2 separate regions of the Homo sapiens genome follow, and region 2 is linked to region 1. A link is an interaction called in ENCODE POLR2A ChIA-PET data of the cell type or tissue named here. Cell type or tissue: Caco-2. All regions are shown on one strand. Links, peaks and the distances in the headings refer to the core of each region. The heading gives the core; the rest is flanking DNA.

Region 1 (5,727 bases), core at 1,728-5,727:
CCAAAGTGCTGGGATTATAGGCATGAGCCACCATGCCCAACTGAATTGTATGCTTTAAATGGGTGAATTGCATGGCTTCTGAATTATATCTCAATAAAACTGATATTATATATTATATTATTATAATTATAACATTTTATTTATTTTTTCTATTTTTTTTGGAGGTAGACTCTTGCTCTGTCACCCAGGCTGGAGTGCAGTGGCGCGATCTTGGCTCACTGCAACCTCTGCCTCCCGGGCTCAAGCGATTCTCGTGCCTCAGCCTCTCGAGTAGCTGGGATTACAGGCATGCACCAGCAGGCCCAGCCAATAACATGTTACTATAATATTACTATTATATATATAATATATAAAAGGTCTGGAGCTTAATGATAACTTACGTTAATGTTGTTACTGCTAGGAGACAGGCCCTGTTCCAAAAGCATCACCTAAATCATCTCCCTTCCCCCAGGAGGGCAAGTCCTGTTATTATTGTTATTATTATTATTATTGCTATGTCTCAGATGGGAAAGTTGAAATACAAGGAAGTAAAGTCTCAGAGCTGGGTGCAGTGGCTCATGCCTGTAATCCCAGCACTTTGGGAGGCTGGGGCAGGGGATTGCTTGAGGCTAGGAGTTCAAGACCAGCCTGGGCAACATAGTGAGACCCCATCTCTGCAAGATAAAAAAAATCTAAAAATTAGCCGAGTGTGGTGGTGCACACCTGTGGTCCCAGCTACTCGGGAGGCTGAGGTGGGAGGATTACTGGAGCCTAGGAGGCCGAGGCTGCAGTGAGCTGTGATCGCGCCACTGCATTCCAGCCTGGGTGAAAGAAGAAGACCCTGTCTCAAAAAAAAAGAAAGTAGAGTTTGGCCTGCCAAGGTGTGGAAGAACTCGGAGTTGAGCCAGAGTTGTCTGATGGGAGAGTCTTGTTTCACTTCTACCCCAGGGCTTCTCAACCTGTTGCAAAACATTCTGGAGGATCGGCTGGGCGCGGTGGCTCACACCCGTAATCTCAGCACTTTGGGAGGCCGAGGCGGGCGGATCACAAGATCAGGAGATTGAGACCATCCTGGCTAACACGGTGAAACCCTGTCTCTACTAAAAATACAAAAAAATTAGCCGGGCGTGGTGGTGGGCGCCTATAGTCCCAGCTACTCTGGGGGCTGAGGCAGGAGAATGGCGTGAACCCGGCAGGCGGAGCTTGCAGTGAGCCGAGATCGCACCACTGCACTCCAGCCTGGGCGACAGAGTGAGACTCCGTCTCAAAAAAAAAAAAAAAAAAAAAAATTCCGGAGGATCTGTGAACTTAGATGTGGGGGGAAAAAGACAGCTGGAGTTTTCACTAAAATTCAGAGTTTCTGTCAACCACAAATGTTAGCAGCAAAGCACAGCGTCATCAGCAGGACCTGGGTCCCCGCCACCCAGAGGAATCACTGATGCGTTCATCGGTTTGCAGTTGTGGATTTTTTTTTCTTTTTTCTTTTTTTTTTTTGGAAACAGAGTCTCACACTCTTTCCCAGGCTGGAGTGCAGTGGTGCGATCTCAGCTCCCTGCAACCTCTGCCTCCCAGGTTAAAGCGATTCTCATGCCTCAGCCTCCCCAGTAGCTGGGACCACAGGTGCCTACCAACAAGCCTGGCTAATTTTTTGTATTTTTTAGTAGAGACGGGGTTTCACCATGTTGCCCAGGCTGGTCTTGAACTCCTGAGCTCAGGCAATTCACCCGCCTTGGCCTCCCAAAGTGCTAGGATTACAGGCATGAGCCACCGCACCCAGCCCAGTTGTGGATATTTTCAGCGATTGTATACACTCATCGCTCACTGGCCCCACAGCCAGCTCTCTCTAATGAATGCATTGAGGCAGGTTGGCTCACAGCCCAGTCTGCCATGTACTACATCTTTGGGGCCTCAGTTTCCTCACCTGCAAGCTGGGCCTATTAGTTCCCACGCTGGGGCTGCTGTGAGGACCAGATATGCTAACCCATGCGGTTCCCTGTTTAGTAAAGGTTGGTCACTGCTGTTCTGTTCTTCCGCTCGCCTGCAGGCAGTCAGCCTTGCAGAACTGAGTCCCGGAGCCCGTGGAAATTGTGGACGAGTCCTTGTGAGTAATCAGGAGGGGTCTTTCAGGAGAGTCTCTCCGAGAGTTTTGTGATCCAAGGATGTTAAGAAACAGCCATTTAGGCTGGGCGAAGTGGCTCACACTTGTAATCCCAGCACTTTGGGAGGCCGAGGAGGGTGGATCGCTTGAGCCCAGGAGTTTAAGACCAGCCTGGGCAATATGGTGAAACCCTGTCTCTACCAAAAGTACAAAAAAATTAGCCAGGCGTGGTGGCGCATGCCTGTAATTCCAGCTACTTGGGAGGCTGAGGCAGGAGAATGGCTTGAACTCAGGAGGCGGATGTTGCAGTGAGCCAAGATTGTGCCACTGCACTCCAGCCTGGGCGACAGAGTGAGACTCCATCTCAAAAAAAATTATCTATTTATTTATTATTTATCTATTTTTTGAGACGGAGTCTCACTCTGTCACCTAGGCTGGAGTGCAGTGGTGGGATCTCAGCTCACTGCAAGCTCCGCCTCCCGGGTTCACACCATTCTCCTGCCTCAGCCTCCTGAGTAGCTGGGACTACAGGCACCAGTCACCACGCCCGGCTAATTTTTTTGTATTTTTAGTAGAGACGGGGTTTCACTGTGTTAGCTAGGATGGTCTCGATCTCCTGACCTCATGATCCGCCTGCCTCGGCCTCCCAAAGTGCTGGGATTACAGGCATGAGCCACCCCGCCCAGCCAAAATTTTTTTTTTTTTTAAGAAACAGCTGTTTTCCTATAGTGCTTTATTTCACACGTGGAGGGAGTAGTTCTAGAGCTAGGAAAGGGGATGGTCCATCCCTCTGAGACCCCAGATATCAATTTCCCACCCACATACAACCCCAGGGGGCCCATTGCCATGGCTCATGCCTGTAATCCCACCACTTTGGGAGGCTGATGCGGGAGGACTGCTATAGGCCAGTGAGACCCCTGTCTCTACAAAAAATAAAAATAAAACAATAAAAATTAGCCAAGTGAGGTGGTATGCACCTACTCAGAAGGCTGTGCCAGGAGGATCCTTTGAGCCCAGGAGTTCGAGGCTTTAGTGAGCTGTGATTGCACCACTGCACTCCAGCCTGGGTGACCCAGTGAGACCTTCTCTCTCTCTGTCTGTCTGTCTGCCTCTCTCTCTCTCTAAGACAAGGTCTGGCTGTATCGCCCAGGCTGAAGTGCAAGCAGTGGTGCAATCTCAGCTCACTGCAACCTCCATCTCCTGGGCTCAAGCAATCCTCTCATCTCAGCCTCCCCAGTAGCTGGGATCACAGACGCACACCACCACACCCAGCTAATTTTTTTTTTTTTTTTGTAAAGACCGGATTTCGACATTTTGGCCAGGCTAGTCTCGAACTTCTGACCTTAGGTGATCCACCTGCCTCTGCCTCCCAAAGTGCTGGCATTACAGGAGCAAGCCACTGTGCTGGGCCGAGACCCTGTGTCCTAAAAACAACCAAAAAATAAACAAACAAAACACTTCCAGGGGCCTGCAGAGAAACAGGGTGCATCACCCCGGTCCAGCCGCCACAACCACCCACCTGGACTCACAGCAGTTGCCTCCTCGCTGCGCTTGGTTTCCACCCTTACCCCTCGTCTATTCCCGCAAACAGCCACCAGAGGGTGCTGGGGAACCTAAGTTCGCTCAGGGCCCTCCTGAAGCTCCCGTCTCAGTGTAACAGCGAAATCATCCCCATGGAGGACACGGTCCCGCACGATGAGGTGCCCTTTGTTCCCCCTCGGACCTCACCTCCAGACCTCTCCCCATCACTTATGGGCTGCAGCCGCATTGGCTTTTTCGCTGTTCCTCGACACTCCAGGCAGGCTCCTGCCACAGGGCCTTTGCACTGGCGGTTCCCTCTGCCTTGGATGCTCTTCCCTGAGAGCTCTCCTGTGGCTTCCTCCCTCTTTTCCTGCATGTCTCTGCTCAAATATCACCTCCTCAAAGAATCTTTCCCTTCCCACCTGATCCCGAGGGCCCTGATGTGCAGTTGGGCAGGTTGTTCACTGCACAAGGCACTCACTGAATGGGTGAGAGGGGACTGGAGCCCAGCTCATGCTCTGCTCTTCAAATTCTGGGCCCAGGAGAGAGGGGTGCCCTTTTCTAGTTCACACAAAGGCATACTAGGGCCTGACAGCTGTCTTGCCCACTTGCGGAGTCCTAATTAGGGAGAGTCAGGCTGCTGAGAATGCAGGAAAGCAAAAAGATAAAGCAGCTAAGTTACAGGTCTGCCTTTCTTTACTGTCCAGGACATAGCCCTCCTATACAAATAACTCAATCTTCCTGCGCCCAAGTATCACCAGACACCTGCAAGTGAGCTCACTGTAACCCTGGCATTATCAGTACTGCACAAAGCCCTCTTCAGCACACAACATGAACTCTCCTATATGCCGGGCATGGTGGCTCACGCCTGTAATCCCAGCACTTTGGGAGGCAGAGGCAGACGGATCACTTGAGGTCAGGAGTTCGAGACCAGCCTGGCCAACATGGTGAAACCCCATCTCGACTAAAAATACAAAAATTAGCTGGGCATGGTGATGGGTGCCTGTAATCCCAGCTACTCAGGAGGCTGAGGCAGGAGAATTGCTTGAACCCGAGATGCGGAGGTTGCAGTGAGCTGAAATCATGCCACTGCACTCCAGCCTGGGTGACAGAGCGAGACTCTATCTAAAAAGCAAATGAAAAAACCAACTCCATCCTATACAACCCCCAGCAAGCCTTTGTTTCCTTGCAGTCAGCTTCTCCCTGGCTGTGTTGCCCATTGCAACTTTGCAATATATTTTCCTACTTTATTTCATAAATCTGCCTTTTTTTTTTTTTTGATGGAGTCTCACTCTGTTGCCCAGGCTGGAGTGCAGTGGTGCAGTCTTGGCTCACTGTAACCTCTGCCTCCTGGGCTGAAGTGATCCTCCCAGTTCCCAAGTAGCTGAGACTACAGGTGTGCATCACCACGCCCTGCTAATTTTGTATTTTTATTTATTTATTACCTTTTTTCGATGGAGTTTCACTCTTGTTACCCAGGCTGGAGTGCAATGACGCGATCTCAACTCACTGCAACCTCTGCCTCCTGGGTTCAAGTGATTCTCTTGCCTCAGCCTCCTGAGTAGCTGGGATTACAGGTGCCTGCCGCCACACCTGGCTAATTTTTGTATTTTTTAGTAGAGGCAGGGTTTTGCCAAGTTGGCCAGGCTGGTCTCAAGCTCCTGACCTCAGGTCATTTACCCACCTCAGCCTCCCGAAGTGCTGGGATTACAGGCGTGAGCCACTGCACCTAGCCAATTTTTGTATTTTTAGTAGAGATGGGGTTTCACTGTTAGTCAGGCTGGTCTTGAACTCCTGACCTCAAGTGATCCGCCCACCTCCCAAAGAGTTGGGATTACAGGCGTGAGCCCATAAATCTGCTTTTTTTTTTTTTTTTTTAACCTACCACTGTCTTGGTAAATTCTTTTACCCCCACACCACCAGCCCAGATAATTGTCACTCACTTGTGACACCCACCTCCTTACCCTGCATTACGGATTGAGTTGTTCTGTCCTCTCAAAATATAGGCTGATGTCCTAACCCTAGTGCCTGTGAATGTAATTTTATTTGGAATCAGGGTCTGTGATCTGAAGAAAGCTAGAAGGGCTGGGCGCGGTGGTTCACGCCTGTAATACCAGCACTTTGGGAGG
Region 2 (5,969 bases), core at 1,363-5,362, 59 kb after region 1:
GCAGGTCCCGGGCAAGCCGTGGGTTTGCAGCCACATCACAGCCAGGAGTGGCGCCATCTGTGGGAATCAGCCAACGCTGGTTGGCTCAAAGATGCCACCATTCCTCCTGTCTCTTAAATAACTCCAGCCCACCCTTCTCTAGGTCTTGGAACCAGCATTGTCTGCCCAACCCTCTCGTGCTCGTTGCCTGGAGGGTGGCAGGGACTTCTAACTGACCTCCCACTTCTAAACTCAGTTCCCCACTTGGTGGCCAGAGCGACCTATTTTATTTAAGATCGTGCTGTTCCCCTTCTTAGGGCTCCCTACTGATCCCTACTGCTCCACAAAGAGAAGTCAAACGCTTTCCCGATGGTGCTGGGAGTGAGGAAGTCATCCCTGCTCTCCCAGAGCTCACGTTCTACCGGCAGGAGTCAGACCCTGAACCAAGAGACAGCGTCCCGAGGAGAAGATGAGGGCAAGGATGCCAAGAATGGGTTGGGGAGGGCTGGGGTACATACAGGATGTGCAGGAGGTAAGGGGAGCAGCAATGTGGCCACCCCAGGAGAGCGGGCTCCAGGCAGAAGGAGGAGGACATGCAATGGTCCTGAGGCAGAATCACGTGGGCGCCTCAGGGACCACGGGCAGTGATGAGGGCGTGAGCATGAGTAGGCATGCAGGAGAGGCGAGGTCAGACAGACAACGAGGGCGAGGACTTCAGCTTTTATTCCAGGTGAGCCCAGGGCTGAGGGAGGGCTCCGGACAGGGCAGGGACATGACCTGACTTGGGTGTTCACAGGTTCCTTCTGGCTGTAGAGTGGAGAACGGACTGCAGAAGGTGAGGACGGAAGCACAGAGAGGGGGCGACGGTAATGGTCCAGGCAGGAGACATGGTGACAGCGGAGGGGACAAGGCGCAGTCAAATTCTGGACATAATAGCAGAGCAAGAGGGTTTGCAGATGGATTGGCCAAGGAGTGTAAGGGAACAGCAGAGCCAAGAGCCCTCCAGCATTTGAGAAGGCCGGGTGGGCCAGGCAGATGGTGTCAAGATGGGTGGACCGGGCAGATGGTGTCAGGCTGTGCGGGCTGGGCGGATGGTGTCAGGATGTGTGGTGCACACAAGCCCTCACACATGCTCCTTCCTCTCATCCACTGCCCTCTTCAGTGAAGCCCATTTCCCTCTAATGCATTCTGCTGGTCCCAAAGCTACTGATCACCTTATTAAGAGAAGAGATGACCCCAATCCAGGGCACAGCAGGGAGGGCTGCCCAGAGCCTCAGAGAAGGAGAAATACTGAAGTGGCAGCTATGGGCAAGAACTCCACACCTCCCTCTCAGAGCAACACCTTTTATATTGGGTTGGTGCAAAAATCATTGCACCTTTTGCCATTAAAAGTAATGGCAAAAACTGGCCGGGCACAGTGGCTCACACCTCTAATCCCAGCACTTTGGGAAGCCAAGGTGGGAGAATCACTTGAGGTCAGGAGTTCGAGACCAGCCTAGTCAACATGGTGAAATCCTGTCTCTACTAAGAATACAAAAATTGGCCAGGTGCCGTGGCTCAGCCCTGTAATTTGGGAGGCCAAGGCGGGAGGATCACGAGGTCGGGAGTTTGAGACTAGTCTGGCCAACATAGTGAAACCCTGTCTCTATGAAAAATACAAAAAATTAGCCGGGGTGGTGGCAGGTGCCTGTAATCCCAGCTACTCGGAAGGCTGAGGCAGGAAAATCACTTGACCCTGGGTGGTGGAGGGTTGCAGTGAGCCGAGATTGCACCACTGCACTCCATCCTAGGTGACAGAGCAAGACTCCACCTCAAAAAACAAACAAACAAACAAACAAAAAAATTAGCCAGGCATGGTGGCATGCACCTGTAAATCCCAGCTACTCAGGAAGCTGAGGCAGGATAATCATTTGAGCCCTGGAGGTGGAGGTGGCAGTGAGCTGATATTGTGCCACTGTACTCCAGTTCGGGCGACAGAGACTCTGTCTCAAAAAAAAAAAGTAATGGCAAAAACTGCAATTACTTTTGCACTTAATGGCAAAAAATCTAATTACTTTTACACTAACCTAAATCTCATTTCAGAATCTGTCCCTACCCCAAAGTCTAAGCAGCTTCCAAGTTTATATTTGACTTTGAGTACTCAATAATCTTGGGGTTGGCTTTGCTGTACAGTGTGAGGTAGGGATCTGATTTCATCTCCTTCCACCTGTGGATGACCTTTTTACTTTTGATCCCTACCTCTATTTATTATGAGTCCCTTGTTTCCCCACAAATCTGACCATTGGCCATATCGACCTCATACCATGTCTTAATGTGCCTGGTTCTCCTTCTGGACTCTCTGTTCTATTCCATTAGTAGGATATCAATTTCTACTAATTCCCTAACCTCAGAGATAAAATAGATTCTGTTGGACAGGTAATCAATACATTGACACTGAGCAGACAGTGGCAGGTGAGTGGGGAAGTGAAGTGTCTCCAGGCAGGACACAAGATCTTCGAGGCAGAGACAGTAACATTCCTTTGCTTGTCAATACGTTCCTGTTTGAATTTCTGATTGTGTTGACTTATATATTATGAGATCAACTTTTAACTAAATTAATCCTCACAAAAGATACAGAGGGCATATAACAGCGCTCACAAATAAATGAAAAGATTAACAATAATATTAATAACATACAGGCCAGGCACAGTGGCTCATGCCTGTAATCCGAGCCTTTGGGAGGCCAAGGCAGGTGGATCACTTGAGGTCAGGAGCTTGAGACCAGCCTGGCCAACATGGAGAATCCCCATTTCTACTAAAAATACAAAAATTAGGCCGGGTGCAGTGGCTCACGCCTGTAATCCCAGCACTTTGGGATGCCGAGGCAGGCAGATCACAAGGTCAGGAGATTGAGACCATCATAGCTAACATGGTGAAACCCCGTCTGTACTAAAAATACAAAAAATTAGCCAGGTGTGGTGGTGGGTGCCTGTAGTCCCAGCTACTTGTGAGGCTGAGGCAGGAGAATGGCGTGAGCCCAGGAGGCGGAGCTTGCAGTGAGCCAAGATCGTGCCACTGCACTCCAGCCTGGGAAACAAAGTGAGACTCCGCCTCAAAAAAAAAAAAAAAAATAGCCCAGCGTGGTGGTGCACGCCTGTAGTCCCAGCTACTCAGGGGGCTGAGGGAGGAGAGCCCAGGGCTCACTTGAACTCAGGAGGCAGAGGCTGCAGTGAGCCAAGATCAGCCTACTACACTCCAGCCTGGGTGGCAGAGCAAGACTCTGTCTCAAAAAAAAAAAAACAAACAAAAAAAAAAAACTCCTGACCTCAGGTGATCCACCACCTCAGCCTCCCAAAGTGCTGGGATTACAGGCATGAGTCACCACTCCCAGCCATGCCCTTCCTTTTCTCGAGTGTCACCAGGGCCGTCTGTAGTCACAAGCCCTCCCCCAGTCCCTCTCCTGCTTGCTTTACTGCAGGTGCCGATCGCTATCTGACAGGCCATAAATGGGACTTATCTTAGCTCCTGCCTGGCTCCCCCAAGAGTGGTGAGCTCCAGGTTTCTTTTTGTTCGCTTTGTGTAAATATTGACTGACTGGGACTCCTGAAGGAGGATGATTCTCAGTGGCCACAGGTGACGCTGTCAGGCGCCTGACCTAGGCCTGACCGGGACACATCCACAGGCCGACCAGAAACCCCAGGGATTGGTCAGCTGGAGGCGGGAGAGGAGGTGAAAGGGCACGGGGTGGGTTACAGCTCAGGCAGCCACTGCGGGCTCAGAGACGCCCAATCTATAGGGATGGGCAGTTCAACTGGGCATCGGCACAGAAGGCAAGGAGGGAACGAGCAGTTCAGAGAGACAGAGAGAGGGACGGGGAGACGGTAACAGGAAAACAGGGAGACGGAGAGAAGGCAGACGCTCCACAAAGACTGATGCACCCTCCCCCTATCCCGCACACCGACCCAGGAGCAAGTTAATCCAGTAGGTCTACACCAGTAGTTCCCGCCCAGGAAATGCCAGGAGCACTCCCACCCCCAATAAACAACCCCAAATGCCAGGGCAAATATGCCAAACGGCCCCCCACTCCCCCCGCGAACTACGGTCTCCATATCTAGACACTCAAGCCCAACAGGACACCCCCCATCGTGGACAGGATCCCCGTGCAGTGTGGTCAAGGACATAGCAGGGTCTTCACTAACGATGCGGACATCTTGGTCACAGGCACCATGGAAAAGCACATTTCTCAAGTCCACAGAGCAAGGGTTAAAGACTAAAACCAGCAACAGAGGCAGGCGATCATGGCTTCCAATCCTCACCCGGGAAGGAGGATTCTACAAGAACATGCAACGTGGGCCACACACACGTGCCAAGGAGAGAGAGGAGCCCACAGATCATTTTTCCTGTTACCTAACAGGACCTACTGTCTATGGAATCCCAACTTTATGCATAGCGGGGCAGAGGTGGACCGCAAAACACATTCTAGAATGTTCATAGCACCCCTAAACTGAAACAACCCAGATCCTATCAACAGGACAATGGATGAATCATCAAAATGATAGAGAAATCAGAGCCCTCATGCATTGCTGGGCGATATACAAGGGTGCCGCTGCCGTGGAAGAGTCTGGCTGGTCTCAGTAGGTTAACACACAGTTACCCTGTGACCCACCAATTCCACTCCCATGTAGAAACCAGGAGAAATGGAAACAAGTGTCCACACAAAAGCCTGCACACAAACATTCATACGGCATCATTCAGAACAGTGCAAACTGGAAAAAAAAAACCTCCAATGTCCACCAACTGAACGGATAAACAAAATGTGGCCTATCCATACAATGGAGTATTACTGAGCCATGAAAAGGGATGAGACACTGACACACACGGAGGGACCTTGACAACATCACGCTGAGTGAAAGAAGCCAGGCACAAAAGGCCACGTCGTGTAAGAGTCTGTTTCCACGAAATGTCCAAAATAGGCAAATTCACAGAGCCAGAAAGTAGACTTGTGGTTGCTGGAGGCTGGGAGGGGGAGAAGGAGTGGGGATGATGGCTAAGGGATGCAGAGTTTCTTTTTGAGGTGAGGAAAATGTTCTATAATAGATTATGGTGATGGTTATAACTCTGCAAACACACTATAAACTGTGGTGAACGATTTACATGGGTGAACTGTATGGTATGTGAATTATATCTCAATAAAGCTGTTAAAAAAAAGGAATAACTGTGTGTGAGAGTGTTACTTTATAATTGCTGGATGAAATGAGCATATTTTACACTTTTCTGTAGGAATCCTTGACTTACTTCACCTCGCTGTGTCTCAATTTCCATTTCTGATAGTAACAGTCTCACCTTCAAGGGACTGTCAGGAGGATTAAACGAATTAATACGGGTGAAGTGCGTGACCTGAGCTCCCAGGATGTGCTCGGGAAGTACTCTCAGGAATAGCTGTTATTCTCAAATCCCCGGGCTAAGGCTCAAAAAGTAAAACACATGGGAGAAATGTTCTTAAGCATGGTGTTTCAGCCGTGTGTGTGTGCGCGCACACGTGTGTCTGTGTGCATGTGTGTCGGGCTGAGCTGATCCCTTGGACTTGATTAAAAGCCTCCACTCCAAACTCACGAGGGGCTGGCGATTTCTGGAGATTTTTGCAGGCGCTCTGGAGACATAGGGAAGTTTCCAGCAGGGACCCATCTCTGCTCCCCTGAGGACCCTGGTGTCCACACTGTGAGGCAGAAATCCCAGGTCTGGGGACACAAGCCCTCAGTGGGCAGAGCATTCCGCATGCTGGACGTACCCCTCCTCCACCCCCTGCCAGATCCCAAAATGCACCTCCCTGGCTGACGCCCCCCTGCCCTGAGTTTTCTTTTTTCTTTCTACGTTTTTCTTTTTTTGGAGACAGGGTCTCACTCTGTCAACCAGGCTACAGTGCAGTGGCACAATCATGGCTCACTGCAGCCTCAACTTCCTGGGCTCAAGAGATCCTCCTGCTTTGGCCTCCAGTATAGCTGGGCCTACAG

What was found. Peaks named below come from ENCODE experiments on the same cell type or tissue, not always from the same donor. Only the 100,000 strongest peaks of a DNase experiment are listed, where the experiment ranks them.
Region 2: POLR2A ChIA-PET joins it to region 1 with 5 read pairs; 6 of 35 experiments call an interaction of 5 or more read pairs at or near these places.

The regions. Positions count from the first base shown.
Region 1 is chr19:47,705,427-47,711,153 of GRCh38, reverse strand. No RefSeq gene overlaps it. Among named protein-coding and RNA genes, the nearest start is that of EHD2, 5.1 kb to the left of the region's middle. In Caco-2, for the core only: a CTCF peak has its summit at 3,661 (motif pointing right); a DNase peak (open chromatin) is centred at 3,673.
Region 2 is chr19:47,645,973-47,651,941 of GRCh38, reverse strand. All of the region lies in intron 1 of BICRA (BRD4 interacting chromatin remodeling complex associated protein), which reads right to left. Among named protein-coding and RNA genes, the nearest start is that of BICRA, 40 kb to the right of the region's middle. RefSeq lists enhancers at 635-1,341, 5,665-5,969. In Caco-2, for the core only: no CTCF peak of the experiment used is centred there; a DNase peak (open chromatin) is centred at 3,511; H3K4me3 peaks cover 681 bases.